Regions from separate parts of the Homo sapiens genome. Here region 2 is linked to region 1. The links are chromatin loops, found by intact Hi-C in ENCODE. Cell type or tissue: stomach. All regions are shown on one strand. Each heading gives the region's core, and the rest is flanking DNA. Links, peaks and the distances in the headings are about the cores only. Region 1 overlaps CASC3 (CASC3 exon junction complex subunit). Region 2 overlaps MED24 (mediator complex subunit 24).

Evidence for each region. Peaks named below come from ENCODE experiments on the same cell type or tissue, not always from the same donor. Only the 100,000 strongest peaks of a DNase experiment are listed, where the experiment ranks them.
Region 2: a loop joins it to region 1, with 2.3 times the contacts of the local background. A loop is called at or near these places in 21 of 110 quality-filtered maps.

What each region holds. Positions count from the first base shown.
Region 1 is chr17:40,150,628-40,158,959 of GRCh38, reverse strand. The region is part of intron 3 of CASC3 (CASC3 exon junction complex subunit); the gene reads right to left. Among named protein-coding and RNA genes, the nearest start is that of MIR6866, 7.1 kb to the left of the region's middle. In stomach, for the core only: no CTCF peak of the experiment used is centred there; no DNase peak of the experiment used is centred there.
Region 2 is chr17:40,034,439-40,042,770 of GRCh38, reverse strand. It overlaps MED24 (mediator complex subunit 24), which reads left to right. Exons shown (of 26, transcript NM_014815.4): 4 at 6,617-6,655; 5 at 6,976-7,049; 6 at 7,422-7,654. Among named protein-coding and RNA genes, the nearest start is that of SNORD124, 11 kb to the right of the region's middle. RefSeq lists an enhancer at 6,302-7,169. In stomach, for the core only: CTCF peaks have their summits at 3,501, 3,700 (motif pointing left) and 7,491 (motif pointing left); DNase peaks (open chromatin) are centred at 3,750 and 7,480; H3K27ac peaks cover 1,540 bases.

The DNA of each region.
Region 1 (8,332 bases), core at 144-8,143:
CCAACCAGATGTGCAAACTCTTGATAATGACTCCATGATTTCCCAATGCACTTATCCTCAAGCTGGAAAATGGTAGCTTTTTTTAATGCCTATGAGTACTGGTTTTCTGCAGCAGAAAATTCCTGCAGCCAGAACATATCCAGAATCACATAATTACAAAAATTTGACCTAAAAAACCTTAAAGGACAACTTGTACAACCATCACATTTCAGAAATGAAAAAAATTAGTCCAAGTGCTCTCTCTCTCTTTTTACTATCTTCTTCCCTCTTTTACCACATCAAGATTGGGTAACACTGTTCATGACACAGAAAGTGCTGGGTCTACACACAAAGGATCATTAGGCCATTAGAAAGGGCCAGGAAATGGACGTGTGGCTAGTTCTAGGTAGGAAAAGGCAGCAGCTAAGGCTCATGATAAGGGAACTGGCTTTAGAATAGGGTTACTCTCCTCTCCTTGTCCTCCCCAGATTTGGACCTAAGGAGGCAGAGCTATGGCTAGGGAGGCCTACGAGAACACAGAGAAATGGGTTCAAGGAAAGGTGGTCTAGTCTTCATTGGTGGGTTACATCTGAAACCTGGTAGATGTATGTACACTGGTCTCTCACTCACCTACTGGGTCTGATACTTGAACTGAACCAGACTGCCCTGTCACTCAAGACCCAGGCTGGCCCCAATAATCTGGTCAAAGAGGCTCAACATGAGATTCCTGAATTCCTGATTGAGAAACTCTCAAACTCTAAGTTTCTGCCATCTCTTCAAATAGAGCTGAGTCAGCCTGATTGGCCCAGACAAGCCAATTAATCCCTCTTCCTCATTTTTCCCTGCTCAGCATCTGGGTATAGTTGACGCTGGAACAAGGGGTTTGAACTACTCAGGTCCACTTCTACGCAAATTTTTTTTCAATAGAAGTTGCAGCAAGTATGCCTGCCTCTCCTTCCACTGCCTCTGTCACCCAAGGCAGCAAGATCAACCCCTCCTCTTCTGAAGTCTACTCAATGCAAAGATGATGAAGACCTTTATGATGATCCACTTCCACTGAATAGTATGTTTCCTTAATAGTGAATGATTTCTTAATAACATTTTCTTTTCTCTAGCTTCATTGTAAGAGTACAGTACATAATACACATAAAATATAAAATACATATTCACTGACTGTTTATGTTATTGGTATGGCTTCCAGTTGACTTAGTAGTTAAGTTTTGGGTGAGTCAAAAGTTATACTTGGAATTCTTACTGCAACAGGGATAGGTGTCCTTTATATTTTATTTATTATTTATTTATTTTGGAGACAGAGTCTTGCTCTGTCGCCCAGGCTGGAGTGCAATGGCGCGATCTCAGCTCACTGCAACCTCCACCTCCTGGGTTCAAGCAATTCTTATGCCTCAGCCTCCTGAGTAGCAGGGACTACAGGCGTATGCCACCACTCCCAGCTATTTTCGTACTTTTAGTAGAGATAAGGTTTCACCATGTTGCCCAGGCTGGTCTCAAAGTCCTGAGCTCAGGCAAGCCGCCCACCTCGGCCTCCTGAGGTGCTGGGATTACAGGCATGAGGCACCACGCCCAGCCCCTTTTAATTAATTAATTAATTAATTTATTTATTTATTTATTTATTTATTTGAGACGGAGTCTCGCTGTTGTCCAGGCTGGAATGTAGTGGTGCAATCTCAGCTCACTGCAAACTCTGCCTCCCAGGTTCACGCCATTCTCCTGCCTCAGCCTCCCGAGTAGCTGGGACTACACGCACCCGCCACCAAACCTGGCTAATTTTTTGTATTTTTAGTAGAGACGGGGTTTCACCATGTTAGCCAGGATGGTCTCGATCTCCTGACCTCGTGATCCACCCGCCTCGGCCTCCCAAAGTGCTGGGATTACAGGCGTGAGCCACCGCGCCCGGCCAACCCCCTTTTATTTTTTTAACAGATGGGGTCTCACTGTATCACTCAGGGTAGAGTGTAGTGGTGTGATCATGGCTTGCTGCAGCCTCAAACTCCCGGGCTCGAGTGATCCTCCTGCCTCAGCCTCCTGAGTAGCTGGGACTGCAGGCACGTGCCATCATGCCCAGCTAATTTTTGTCCTTTTTTTTGTAGAGACAGGGTCTTGCTTTCTTGTCCAGGCTAGTCTCAAACTCTTGGACTCAAGTGATCCTCCTGCCTTGGCCCACTAAAGTGCTCAGATTAGAAGCATGAGTGACTGTACCCAGACAGGATAGGCACTCTTAACTCCCATGTTGTCCAAAGGTCAACTATTTTATTTTTTTAATTTTTTTTTATTGAAACGGAGTCTCACTCTGTCGCCCCAGCTGGAGTGCAGTGGCTGGATCTCGGCTCACTGCAAGCTCCGCCTCCCGGGTTCATGCCATTCTCCTGCCTCAGCCTCCCAAGTAGGTGGGACTACAGGCGCCCGCCACCATGCCCGGCTAATTATTTTTTGTATTTTCAGTAGAGACGGGGTTTCATCGTGTTAGCCAGGATGGTCTCGATCTCCTGACCTCATGATCCGCCTGTCTCGGCCTCCCAAAATGCTGGGATTATAGGCATGAGCCACCGCGCCTGGCCGTTCAAAGGTTAACTATTTTGGCCTTGAGTGTTTTGGGTTAGGACTCTCAGAAAGGTAACAGAATAGAGGGAGACTGTTTGACTATACCCACACTATCAGAATCAAGCCTTTACCTATAGCTTTTTAACAACTGAGCACCATTGATTCTTCCCATTTCCCTTAATTACATGAAGTTTTTCCTCCTCAAGACTAGGATGGGTAGGTGGCAATCATTCAGTTCTTTCCTTGATCCTATGTTCCCTGAAGATTTTCAAGCAGAAATTACAATAACTTGGTGTATGTGACTTTAATTCTCCATCTCCCTACACACACGTACTGATTTAATTCAAATACCTTTAAATAGTATTATCACATGATTAATAAGGAAAGCTTGTTTTATGCTCCACCCTCTGATCTGTGGTAGGATGTCAAATAAGGCAACTTTATTTTAAGTGAAAAACTAATTTTGTTTCCAGGGCAGAACAGATACAAATAGCATAGTACTGAGGAGGCTCCAAATTAGTCAAAGCTTAGTCTAACTGAAGCCAAGGTGCTACCACACGGTCACACTGCTTTGGCAAAGGGATGTCATCAAAACCTTTTTCCAGAAGAGACAAACTCCCCTACATCACCCACCATTTCAGTGTACTCTTTCCAATTCTTACTAGCTCCACCCTGAAGGAACTGTTCCTTTGAAAAATTCTAATACAGAAGTTTTAGCTCATTCTTCTACTTCCCACATATTTCAGACTAAGAGATGGAGTTGGTATCCTTATTCTCAATGTCTCTTTCAGATCTAACTCCTCTAGCCTCATTTTAATAAACCCCGGCTCCTCCGAGGCCACGGGCCTGTCGTTGACAGGAAGACTTTAGCACTGAGGTCAGTCTTCACCTGCACTTCAGCCATCCATTTCCATGGCTGCACTCCAAACCAGTCTTACCTAGAACTGCTATGCTTTATTATAAGTAAAACTGCTCCACTTTTAAAACCTTAAATATAATTAGCTGAGCGTGGTGGCTCATGCCTGTAATCCTAGCCACCCGGGAGGCTGAGGCAGGAGAATCGCCTGAACCCAGGAGACAGAGGTTGCAGTGAGCCAAGATAGCGACACTGCACTCCAGGCTGGGTGACAGAATGAGACTCCATCTCAAAAAAACAAAACAAAACAAAATAAAACCTTACGTATAAACACCCGAGTCATGGACCAAAATCGTCACGTGCAAAAGAATGAAGTTGGCCAGGCGCAGTGGCTCATGCCTGTAATCCCAGCATTTTGGGAGGCCAAGATGGGTAGATCACGAGGTCAGGAGATCGAGATCATCCTGGCTAACACGGTGAAACCCCATCTCTACTAAAAATACAAAAAATCAGCTGGGCGTGGTGGCGGGTGCCTGTAGTCCCAGCTACTCGGGAGGCTGAGGCAGGAGAATGGCATGAACCCGGGAGGCAGAGCTTGCAGTGAACCTAGATAGCGCCACTGCACTCCAGCCTGGGTGAAAGAGCGAGACTCCATCTCAAAAAACAAAAAGAATGAAGTTAGACCCTTACTTTACCCCACATATAAAAACTAACTCAAAATGAATCAAAGACCTAAATTTAAGAGTTGAAACTATAAAACTCTTAGAAGAAAACACAGGAGTAAATACTCATGACTCTCAGTTTGGCAAATGACTCTTAGATACCTAACACCAAAAGCATCTGCAACAAAAGGAAAAACATAAACCAGGCTTCATCAAAACTAAAACCTTTGTCCTTGAAAGAACACTATAAAGAAAGTGAACAATCCACAGAAAGGGAACACATATTTGCAAATCATATCTGATAAGGGACTTACATCTAGAATACAGAATATATAGAGAACTCTTACATCTCAATTAAAAAAAAAAAAATGGCCAAGCGCAGTGGCTCACACCTGTAATCCCAGCACTTTGGGAGGCTGAGGTGGGCAGATCACCTGAGGTCAGGAGTTCAAGACCAGCCTGGCCAACATGGCAAAACCTCGTCTCTACTAAAAATACAAAAATTAGCCGGGCATGGCAGCGCACACCTGTAATCCCAGCTACTTTGGGCAAAGATCAAGTGTGGTGGCTGATGCCTATAGTCTCAACTACTGAGGAGGCTGAGGTGGGAAGACTGCTTGCTTGAGCCCAGGAGTTTGAGACCACTCTGGATAATACAGCAAGACCTTGTCTCTAAAAAAAATAAAAACAATAATTAAAAATTAATTTTTAAAAAATTGCCTAGGTATCTGAATAGTCATTTCTTCAAGGAAGATACACAAATGGCCAATAAGCACCAAAAAAAAAAAAAAAAAAAAACGCTCAGCATCATTAGTCATCAGGGAAATGCAAATCAGAATGAGAAAACATCTCATACCTAATAGGACATCTAGAATCAAATCGGCTCACTGCAACCTCTACCTCCCGGGTTCAAGTGATTCTTATGCCTCAGCCACCTGAATAGCTGGGATTACAGGCGCGTGCCACAGTGGCTGGCTAATTTTTGCATTTTTAGCAGAGACGAGGTTTCGCCATGTTAGCAAGGCTGGTCTGGAACTCCTGATCTCAAGTGATCCGTCTGACTCGGCCTCCCAAAGTGCTGGGATTATAGGCGTGAGCCACCGTGCCCCGCCAAAAAAAAAAAGTTTTAGACAGGTCTATGTTGCCCAAGCTGGTCTCGAACTCCTGGGCCCAAGAAATCCTACTGCCACAGCCTCCTGAGTAGCTGAGAGTACAGGCATGCACCTGGGTAAATAACACAACAAGTGCTGTTAAGGATATAGAGAAACTGGAACCCTCATACACTGCTGCTAGTCACGTAAAATGGTGCAGCACCTTGGAAACAGTATGGCGGTTCTAGTTCCTCAAATGATTACAGAGTTACCACATGACTCAGCAATTCCATTCCTAGGTACATAGTCAAAAAGAAGTGAAAACATATGTCCCCATAAAAACATGTACACTAATGTTTGTAGCAGAATTATTCATAATAACCAAAAGATGGAAATAAGCTATGGAAATAACTCGTGTCTGTTGTTGGGTGAATGGATAAAGAAAATGTGGAACACACGAACAATGGAATCTAATTCTGCCCTAAAAAAAAAATTTTGACATTTGTGACAACAAATGGATGAACCTAGACGGAACTATGCTAAGTAAAATAAGCTAGACACAGAAAGATAACCACCACATGATCTCAAGTCAAACTCATAGAAACAGAGAGTAGGAAGGGGGTTTCTAGGGCTTAAGGGTAGCGAAAATGAGATCGTGGTAAAAGGATATAAAACTTCAGTTATAAGTTCTGGAGACCTAATGTACAGCATGGTAACCATAGTTAATAATAACTTACTGGTTGGGCGTGGTGGCTCACACCTGTAATCCCAGCACTTTGGGAGGCCGAGGTGGGCAGATCATGAGGTCAGGAGTTCGAGACCAGCCTGGGCAACATGGTGAAACCCTGTCTCTACTAAAAATAAAAAAATTAGCCGGGCGTGGTGGTGGGCGCTTGTAATCCCAACTACTCAGGAGGCTGAGGCAGAAGAATTGCTTGAACCTGGGAGGCAGAGACTGCAGTGAGCCGAGATTGTAACACTGCACTCCAGCCTGGGCTACAGAGCAAGACTGTCTAAAATAATAATAATAATAGCGTACTGTATACTTGGTCAGGCATGGTGGCTCATGCCTGTAATCCTAATACTTTGGGAAGCTGAGGCTGGAGGATTGCTTGAAGCTGAGTTCAAGACCAGCCTGGGCAATACAGCGATTCTTTGCCTCTACAAAAAATTTGTTTAAAAATTAGCTGGGCGGCTGGGCATGGTGGCTCACGCCTGTAATCCCAGCACTTTGAGAGGCTGAGTGGGTGGATCACCTGAGGTCGGGAGCTCGAGACCAGCCTGACCAACATGGAGAAACTCCACCTCTACTAAAAATACAAAACTAGCTGGGCTTGGTGGCGCATGACTGTAATCTCAGCTACTTGGGAGGCTTAGGCAGGAGAACCGCTTGAACCCAGGAGGCAGAGGCTGCAGTGAGCTGAGATCATGCCACTGCACTCCAGCCTGGGCAACAAGAGTGAAACTCCGTCTCAAAAAAAAAATAAAAATAAAAACAAATAAATAAATTAGCTGGGCATGGTAGTGCACGCCTGTAGTCCCAGCTATTGAGGAGGCTGAGGTGGGAGGATTGCTTAAGCCCAGGAGTTTGAGGTTGCAGTGAGCTATAACTGCATCACTGAACTCCAGCTTGGGTGACAAAGGTTCTGTCTCTTTTTAAACCATGTAAAATAAAAATAAATAACATATTGTAAACTTGAAATGTGCTGAGAGTAGCTCTTCGGTGTTCTCATCACACACATACAAAAAGGTTAACTAGGTGAGGTGATAGATACGTTAATTAGCTTAACTGTGGTACTCCACAATGTACACATATATCAAGATGCCACACTGTATGTGTTAAATGTATACAATTTTTATTTGTGAGTTATACCTCAATAAAGCTGGGGTGGGGAGGCAGAAAGAAGGAATGAAGTACTGATACATGCTACAAGTCAGATGAAAACATTATACTGAAAGAGGCCAGACACATAAATCTACATATTACATAATTCCATTCATATGAAAGGCCAGAATAGGAAAATCAACAGAGACAGAAAGTAGATTTGCGGTTGCTTGAGGCTACGGGAAGGATGGGAGAACTGGGTTTCTTCCTTCCTTTTTTTTTTTTTTTTTTTTGAGATGAAGGTCTCACTCTGTTACTCAAGCTGGAGTGCAGTGGTATGATCACAGCTCCCTGCAGCCTTGACCTCCTGGGCTCAAACAATTCTCCTGCCTCAGCTTGCCAAGTAGCTGGGACTACAGGTGCACGCCACCACGCCTGGCTAAATTTTTTATTTTTTATAGAGATAAGGTCTTACGGGCCAGGCGTGGTGACTTACGCCTGTAATCCCAGCACTTTGGGAAGCTGAGGTGGGTAGATCACTTGAGACTGGGAGTTTGAGACCAGCCTGGCCAAAATGACAAAATTCCATCTCTACTAAAAATACTAAAAATTAGGCAGGCATATGGCACATACCTGTAACCTCAGCTATCCGGGAGGCTGACGAACGAGAATCACTTGAACCCCAGAGGGTCAAGTTGCAGTGAACCAAGATTGTGCCACTGCACTCCAGACTGGGTGACAGAGCAAGACTCTGTCTCAAAAACAAACACACAAACAAATAAAAAGAGATGAGGTCTCACTATGTTGCCCAGGCTGGTCTCGAACTCCTGGGCCGACCATTCCTCCTGCCTCAGCCTCCTGAGTAGCTGAGTACAGGCACGCACCTGGCTAAATTATGCACTTTATAAATAAATGAACTGTACGTTCTGTGAATTGTATCTCAATAAAGCAGTTTTTTTTCTTTTTTTCTTTTTTGAGAGGGAGTCTCACTCTGTCGCCCAGGCTGGAGTGCAGTGGCGTGATCTCGGCTCACTGCAAGCTCCACCTCCCGGGTTCACACCATTCTCCTGCCTCAGCCTCCCGAGTGGCTGGGACTACAGGTGCCCGCCACCACATCTGGCTAAGTTTTTTGTATTTTTAGTAGAGACGGGGTTTCACCGTGTTAGCCAGGATGATCTCGATCTCCTGACCTCGTGATCTGCCTGCCTTAGCCTCCCAAAGTGCTGGGATAAAGGCATGAGCCTCGGCGCCTTGCCACAATAAAGCAGTTTTTTAAAAAAATGCCTCTTATTCCTAGTTGTTTCCTTACTGTCTCGTCTCTAATTTTTCAATGCATCCATTCCCTTGATGCTTCTAACTT
Region 2 (8,332 bases), core at 68-8,067, 120 kb after region 1:
TGTCATATCTTAAATTTTAAATTCTCTTGTACACAAGGGTCCATTTTTTGACACCCTAGTATATTTCATTGGTATCTTTCTCTGTTTTTTTTGAGACGGAGTATCACTCTGTCTTCCAGGCTGGAGTGCAGTGGTGCGATCTCGGCTCAGTGCAACCTCCTCCTCCTGGGTTCAAGCATCAAGCAATTCTCTGCCTCAGCCTCCCAAGTAGCTGGGATTATAGATGCCCACCACCACGCACAGCTAATTTTTGTATTTTTAGTAGAGATGGGGTTTCACCATCTTGGCCAGGCTGGTCTTGAACTCCCGACCTCATAATCCATCTGTCTCAGCCTCCGAAAGTGCTGGGATTACAGGCGTGAGCCACTGCGCCCGGCCTCTTTCTCTTTTGTTGCACCAGAACTTTATTAGAGCTTTATAGTATGTTTTGATACCTTGGTGGACAAATCTTCACTTAGTTTCTTTATTTTTCAAAATTTTTTTGGCTGTTTTCAGACATTTCATTTCCAGACAAATTTTAGAATCAATTCGTTAAGTTACCATAAAAATCCTATTATATTTTAATCCAGATTTCCTTGACTTTGTAGATTAATTAGGGACATTTGTGGATTAATTTTAAAAAGATCACTCTGGTTATAGTTTGAAGAACGAGTTGGAGGGAGGTAAGACAGAAGATGGGGATATCATTGAGTCTGGCATATTTTGTCTTTAAAGGACCCAGATAGTAAGTATTTTCAGCTTTGCAGACTGAATGGTCTCTCTCATCACTATTCTGTCATTACAGCTCAAAAATAGGTATAGCCCATCTGTAAACAAATGGGTATAGCTGTGTTCTAATAAAATTTGATTAAGAAAAATAGTGATGAGCCAAATTGGACTTGCAGACTGTAGTTTTCCAACCCCTGATTTAGGCTCTTGCTGTAATTCAGGCGAGAAATGATACTAGCACAAAATTGGGAAGTGGCAGCAGAAAAAAATGATGAATTTAAGAACAGTTTAGGAAGTGGCATTGAAACAATTTGATTAATGGGACGAGCAGAGTGAGAGAGGAGAAGGGGTCAAGGATAACGCTTAGGTTTCTGGTTTGGACATTAGATAGCTGATGGATCATGAGACAGTGGAAGAGCAGAGTAGGGTTGGGATGTGGGTGAGGATACATGTTTGATCTTGGCCTTTTAAATTTAAGAAGACTGTGGGGTATCAAAAAGAGGATACTCGGTAGGCAGTTGAACATACGTGTCTGGTACTCAAAAGGAGAGTTCTAGACTGGAGCTTTTGGTTTAGAAGTCACCAGCTACTGATGGTAATCAAAGCTATGGGCATGGATGAGATTGTGCAGAGACAGCAGGGAGAGTGAGCAAAGAAGTGACTAAACCCAACTTCCTGAGGAACCAATCTCATTTAAGGAACACACTTAGGAGGATAATTCCTCATAGGAGTCTGAAGAGAAGGGGCCAGAGAGTAGGGAAGAAAAGTGAGAGTGTTATCAAGAAAAGCCAAGAGAGGATTGAGGGGTGAGGGAATGTTTCAAGGGGTCAGATGCTGCTGGGAAGTCAGGTAAGATCAGAACAGAGAAGGATCCATTAGGTTTAACATGAAGAGTTTGTCAATGACCTTAATGAGAAGATTCATAGAGTGGTCAGGACAGAAGTGATTGGAGTGCGTTGAATAGTCAATGGAAGGTGTGCAGGTAGAGCCAGGGAGTGTAGAAGACTCTTATGTTGTCCGGGCGTGGTGGCTCACACCTGTAATCCCAGCACTTTTTGAGGCCGAGGTAGGAGGATCACTTGAGGCCAGGAGTTTGAGCCCAGCCTAGACAACATAGACCCTATCTCTACTAAAAAAGTAAAATTAAAAAGGCCGGGTTCAGTGGCTCACACCTGTAATCCCAGCACTTTGGGAGGCCAAGGGAGTGGATCATGAGGTCAGGAGTTCAAGACCAGCCTGGCCAACATGGCGAAACTCTGTCTCTACTAATACAAAAATAAGCTGGATGTGGTGGTGCATGCCTGTAATCCCAGCTACTCAGGTGGCTGAGGCAGGAGAATTGCTTGAACCTGGGAGGTGGAGGTTGCAGTGAGCCGAGATCGCGCTACTGCACTCCAGCCTGGGCAACAGAGTGAGAATCTGTCTCAAAAAAAAAAAAGAAAATAAAATTAAAAAAAAAAACTTTTATATGTGTGAAGAGTAGCAGAGATGGGGTGGTGGTTAAATGGAAGTGTGGGGTCTATAGGAAACTCTTTTAAAAATAGAAGAATCTAGGCCAGGCTCATACCTGTAATCCCAGGAATTTGGGAGGCCAGTGTGGGTGGGCAACTCACTTGACCAGGAATTTGAGACCACCCTTGACAACACGGCAAAACCCCATCTCTGCAAAAAATACGAAAGTCAGGCAGCTGGGCACAGTGGCTCACGCTTGTAATCCCAGCACTTTGGGAGGCCGAGGCAGGTGGATCATGAGGTCAGGAGTTCGAGACCAGCCTGGCCAACAGAGTGAAACTCCATCTCTACTAAAAATACCAAAATTAGCCGGGCATGGTGGCGCGTGCCTGTAGTCCCAGCTACTCGGGAGGCTGAGGCAGAAGAATCGCTTGAACCCAGGAGGCAGAGGTTGCAGTGAGCCGAGATTGTGCCACTGCACTCCAGCCTGGGCAACAGAGTGAGACTCTGTCTCAAAAAAAGAAAATTAGCCTGGCATGGTGGCTCACACCTGTAATCCCAGCACTTTGGGAGGCCGAGGTGGGCAGATCACGAGGTCAGGAGATCGTGACCATCCTGGCTAACATGGTGAAACCCCGCTTCTACTAAGAATACAAAAAATTAGCCGGGCGTGGTGGTGGGTGCCTGTAGTCCCAGCTACTCGGGAGGCTGAGGCAGGAGAATGGTGTGAACTCGGGAGGCAGAGCTTGCAGTGAGCTGAGATCTCGCCGCTGCACTCCAGCCTGGGCGAGAGAGCAAGACTCCATCTCAAAAAAAAAAAAAAAAAAAATTAAGCATGGTGGTGTGCACCTGTAGTCCCAGCTACTTAGGAGGCTGAGGTGGGAGGATTGCTTGAATCCGGGAGCACCACTGCACTCCAGCCTGGGTGACAGAGCGAGACCCTGTCTCAAACAACAAACAGACCAATAGAAGAGTCTTGAGATGTATAAACACTGATGGGAAAGGGAAGAAAGAGAAAGAGGCTGAAGTAACAGAAGTAAATAGATATGAAAGACCTTTGTGCCCTCTCAAGTGCTGTGCAAAATTAGTAATTTATTCTTCCTTCAGAGTCAAGAGGCTCTTTGGCCCAATGTTATGCGAGTAGAGGGCACTTAGGAGTAGTTGGGGTGTTGAATATTCAGAAGAGCAGAGAGGATTTGAGAGCAGCTGCAGGGTCAGGTGGGGCTAGCCACAAGCATGGTGGCCACACAGAGGGTCTCCTGCCCTGGGGGCCTGTGGTGGTTTAGAGCTTCTACTGTGATAGAATGATTAAGACTTGAATAGGCCAGATCCTGCTGTGTAAAACAGTTCGTCATGTAGAAAGCATTTTTGGGTCTCTGAAGTAGCCGTGCTTTATTGATACAGTTAGCAGAAATCTGCTGAACAGAATTCAGAATTTGAAGACCATAAATTCATTTTGACGAATGGCATCCCTCGGAACATGCATAATTGGGGGTTTCTCTCCCGGCATTTGAGGGTCAGTGTTCAGTGGGGACATCCAGCTCCCCCTGCAGGTTGGTATCCAGCAAGGTTCACTTCTTTGCCAAGCACTCGCTATGGGGACATCAGTTATAAATAAACAAAACGCTCGCCGGAACGTTATGGTCATCCTGCCCAGGCAGGCTCCCAGCTTTCTGATGGATATCAGACACTAGCCCTGGCCTCACAGTATGGTGGTTCTGAACACTGATGGTATTTAAGCCCTCTGTGTTTTGCTCCTGTTCACCCAGGAGTACTAGTGAAAGATGGCTGAACAGAGCAGTGTATTTTGGTGAGAGGGAAATTGCACATGGATGGAAAGTTTGCCAAACCCAGGTGATTGAGCAGACGGCTTTCTTCCTCTCCTTTTTTTTTTTTTTTTTGAGATGGAGTCTTGCTCTGTCATCAGGCTGGAGTGCAGTGGTGCGATCTTGGCTCTCTGCAACCACTGCCTCCTGGGTTCAAGCGATTCTCCTGCCTCAGCCTCCTGAGTAGCTGGGATTACAGGCATGCGCCACCACGCCCGGCTAGTTTTTGTATTTTTAGCAGAGACGGGGTTTCACCATGTTGGCCAGGATGGTCTTGATCTCTTGACCCCGTGATCCACCCTCCTTGGCCTCCCAAAGTTCTGGGATTACAGGCGTGAGCGACTGCACCCGGCCGACAGCTTTCTTCTTAAATCTTTGGAGGCTTCCACTCCTCCAGCAGAGACAGCTGAACTAGATATCCAGTCTTATGATGGTGATGAATAGGTTTTACTAACAGAAATTTATTTTAAGGTAAGATTTTTCCAGAAGGCAACTAGTTAGTAGAATTCATCTGTTCAAAGCAATAAAAACTTCCTGAGGACCTATTGTGTATCAGTTCTTGGGCTGGATGCTAGAGAAACAGATATAAATTCAATACCATCTCTGTCCTCTGGGAACTTACTGTTCAGGTAGAATTTCCCAAAATGTATTTTGGAAATACTGGGTACATGAAATTCCTTGGTCAAGTAAGTTTAAAGGATATTGCTTTGTTTTATCGTCAGTCTTCTTAGAGATTCTCATTGTATACGAGTATATCATGGTTCCGAGAAGTTCTGTGGTAAAGTTCTCGTTATATGTTTAATCCAGTGTTTCTCAAATTTATGTCACACACAAGCTCAGGGTATGTGTGTGACATTTCTTTTTTTTTTTTTTTGAGACAGAGTCTAGCTCTGTCGCCCACACTGGAGTGCAGTGGCGCAATCTCGGCTCACTGCAAGCTCTGCCTCCCGGGTTCACGCCATTCTCCTGCCTCAGCCTCCCTAGTAGCTGGGACTATAGGCACCCGCCACCATGCCCGGCTAATTTTTTGTATTATTAGTAGAGACGGGGTTTCACCGTGTCAGCCAGGATGGTCTTGATCTCTTGACCTCATGATCCTCCCGCCTTGGCCTCCCAAAGTGCTGGGATTACAGGCGTGAGCCACCACACCTGGCCAAATTTTATTTAACTTTAATTAATTTAAATTTAAATAACCATATGGGGCTAGTGACTTGTGTATTGGGTAGGGCAGCTTTGGAAGCTACTTTGAGACATGCTGAGCTAAAGGTGTTTTTATTTATTCATTCTACAAACATCAAGTTTGTGGTGGTCACTGAGTAAAAGCATCCTTGTCCTCAAGGAGCTTCTAATTTAGTGGGGACTGCAGGCACCCGCCGTGTAATGATGAGCCTTAGGTGATTACTTGGAGCACAGAGGAAGGGTTTCAGCTTTGTGGGGGAGGTTGGGGTTGATCAGGGAAGGTGTCCTGGATGGGTCCTAGGGAGTAAGTTCTGGAGAACAAATAAGAGTTTGTACAGTAAAACTTACTCTTTCCTTCTTTCCTTCTTTCCTTCCTTCCTTCCTTCCTTCCCTCTTTCTCTCTCTCTCCCTCCCTTTCTTTTCTTTTGACAGAGTCTCACTCTGTCACCCAGGTTAGAGTGCGGTGGCAAGATTTCGTCTCACTGCAACATCCGTCTCCCAGGCTCAAGCAGCTCTCCTGCCTCAGCCTCCCAAGTAGCTGAGATTACAGGCATAGGCCACCAGGCCCAGCTAATTTTTGTATTTTTAGTAGAGACAGGGTTTCACCATGTTGGCCAGGCTAGTCTTGAACTCCTGACCTCAGGTAATCCTGCCTCAGCCTCCCAAAGTACTGGGATTACAAACGTGAGCCACCACGCCCAGCCACTCCCTGTTTCAAGGTGCAGGTACTACCTGCTCAGTGCAGGAAATGTTTGTTTGTCTCTAGTTCTTACCCATTAAAACCTCTGTTCTTGCCGGAAGCTGTAGGAATACAGTGACATGGCTTCACTCTTGCCCATGCTTCTGCCCACTAGCCGTCAGTTAACCCATGCTTATTGAGGACAGTGAGTAGCAGGCGCTTTTTTTTTTTTTTTTTTTTGAGACAGAGTCTCGCTCTGCTCCCAGTCTGGACTGCAGTGGCACAATCTCGGCTCACTGCAACCTCCAACTCCCTGATTCAAGCGATTCTCCTACCTCAGCCTCCTGAGTAGCTGGGATTATAGGCACGCACCACCACACCCAGCTAATTTTTAATTTTTAGTAGAGACGGGGTTTCACCATGTTGGGCGGGATGGTCTCAAACTCCTCACCTCGTGATCCGCCCGCCTCGGCCTCCCAAAGTTTTGGGATTACAGGCATGAGCCACCATGCTCGGCCTGAAACATGGAGCCTTTGAGCATCCCCAGAATCATCTTCTTGATGGGCTTATGCTGATACCATTTGCAGTAAGTCTGACAGAGGCAGGAACAGGGCAGTGCACAGTGACACTGCCTCTCCTTGCTTGGGTTGAAGAGGGCCTGTGGAAGGGGTTGAGGTTCAGGAGAGCTGCAGCAACTTGAAGCATCAGTGTTTGTTCCTCTCAACTGTGGGAGACTAGTTGTCTAAAGATTATCTTTCTTCCTTCTCTCCAGATGGTGTCCTACTCTTCTGTCCTCACAGCCATCAGTAAGGTATGACCATAGACACTCAGGAGCTAGATTGGGGATGACAGACAAGGCCCCGCCTCCTTGACGGCCCTGATGCTGTGACCCGTGAGGCTGGATAGGCAGCACATGATGCCTCTGGCTGGCATTGCTGGACTTCCATGGGAGGGGGATCCTGGCAAGTAGGGGCTGGTGCTTGGGAGCCAATGTCCAGTGTTGAGGATGCTGAGTCTGGAACCCAGGGTTGGAGGAGAGAGGAGCAGGAGTCCTGAATGCACCGTCTGCCTCATGTGAGACCTGGGGGTGGATGGAGGCATTCCGTAGCATCTCCACTGTCCTTTCCACAGTTTGATGACTTTTCTCGGGACCTGTGTGTCCAGGCATTGCTGGACATCATGGACATGTTTTGTGACCGTCTGAGGTAAGGGCAGGGGTAAGGGGGCTCACAATACAATGTTCCAGCCTTGTCTTTGTGCAGAGGTGCAGCTCCTAGCACACAGACCGAGACCAACTCCGGGTTCCAACGTTTTTTCTCCCCACCTGCCCATCTACACTTACCTGTGCCCTCCTTTTCTTACTCCCTTAGGACAGAGTGCCTCCTCTCTGTCTGGAGTAGCTCATTTGAAATCTTGTCCAGTAGGAGCCAAAGGGGCTAAGCATCTTCCCCAGGACTTTGCTAGCTTCTCAGCCCTAGTCCCTAGTAGGGGAGTGCCAGGGACTCTGGGGAACATTGATGTGGGTCGGATTTCAGCCATTGGAAGAACAGAGTCTGATTTTGCATCCTTCCCTGTAGCTGTCACGGCAAAGCAGAGGAATGCATCGGACTGTGCCGAGCCCTTCTTAGCGCCCTCCACTGGCTGCTGCGCTGCACGGCAGCCTCTGCAGAGCGGCTGCGGGAGGGGCTGGAGGCCGGCACTCCAGCCGCTGGGGAGAAGCAGCTTGCCATGTGCCTTCAGCGCCTGGAGAAAACCCTCAGCAGCACCAAGAACCGGGCCCTGCTGCACATCGCCAAACTAGAGGAGGCCTGTATGTCCCTTGATTCCCCTGAGCCCCACCTGCCGCTGCTCCCATAGCCGGTCCTTTAATTGAGAAGGGAGAGGCAGGATGCCATCCCACCTCTTTCCAGGAGGATCTGAAACCATCCCACTTCCTTTTTTTTCTCCCCATAAGCATTGCACACATCCCAGGGACTTGGGCAGGGTGGCACCCGAGCCAATCAACCAACAGGTATTTACTGAGCATTGTTGTATACCCAGCACTGTGCTAGGTGCTGGGGGTGGGGGGTGGGGGGCTACCAAAGGAGCATGTGGCAGGGTCCCTGCCCTCATCAAGCATAGCTGCTAGTGGGTAGCAAGACTAGTACATCACAGACGAGGAAAAAACTAGAGGACAAGACAAGCACAGTGTCCATTATTGTGTTTGTCTCCATGTTACTCATCGCTTGGAAGCAGATGACTCTTGTATTTGAATGTTACCTAAAATGCCCCTTTTAACACAGTGCCTGTCTGCTGTTGGGCCTGTTGTACCATATGCCTCTTGACTCAAGTTCAGATGTTAAGTTTGGGTACTTTCCAGAGCCTGAGAACAGACAGATCACCTGGCGGGAGGGAAGATGCCAGTATTTCCAGCAATGGGGTCCTAAGGCCATAGTCTTGCTCCTTGAAGCCCAAGTGGCTTGGGACCACCTACAGGTCTCTTGTTCTC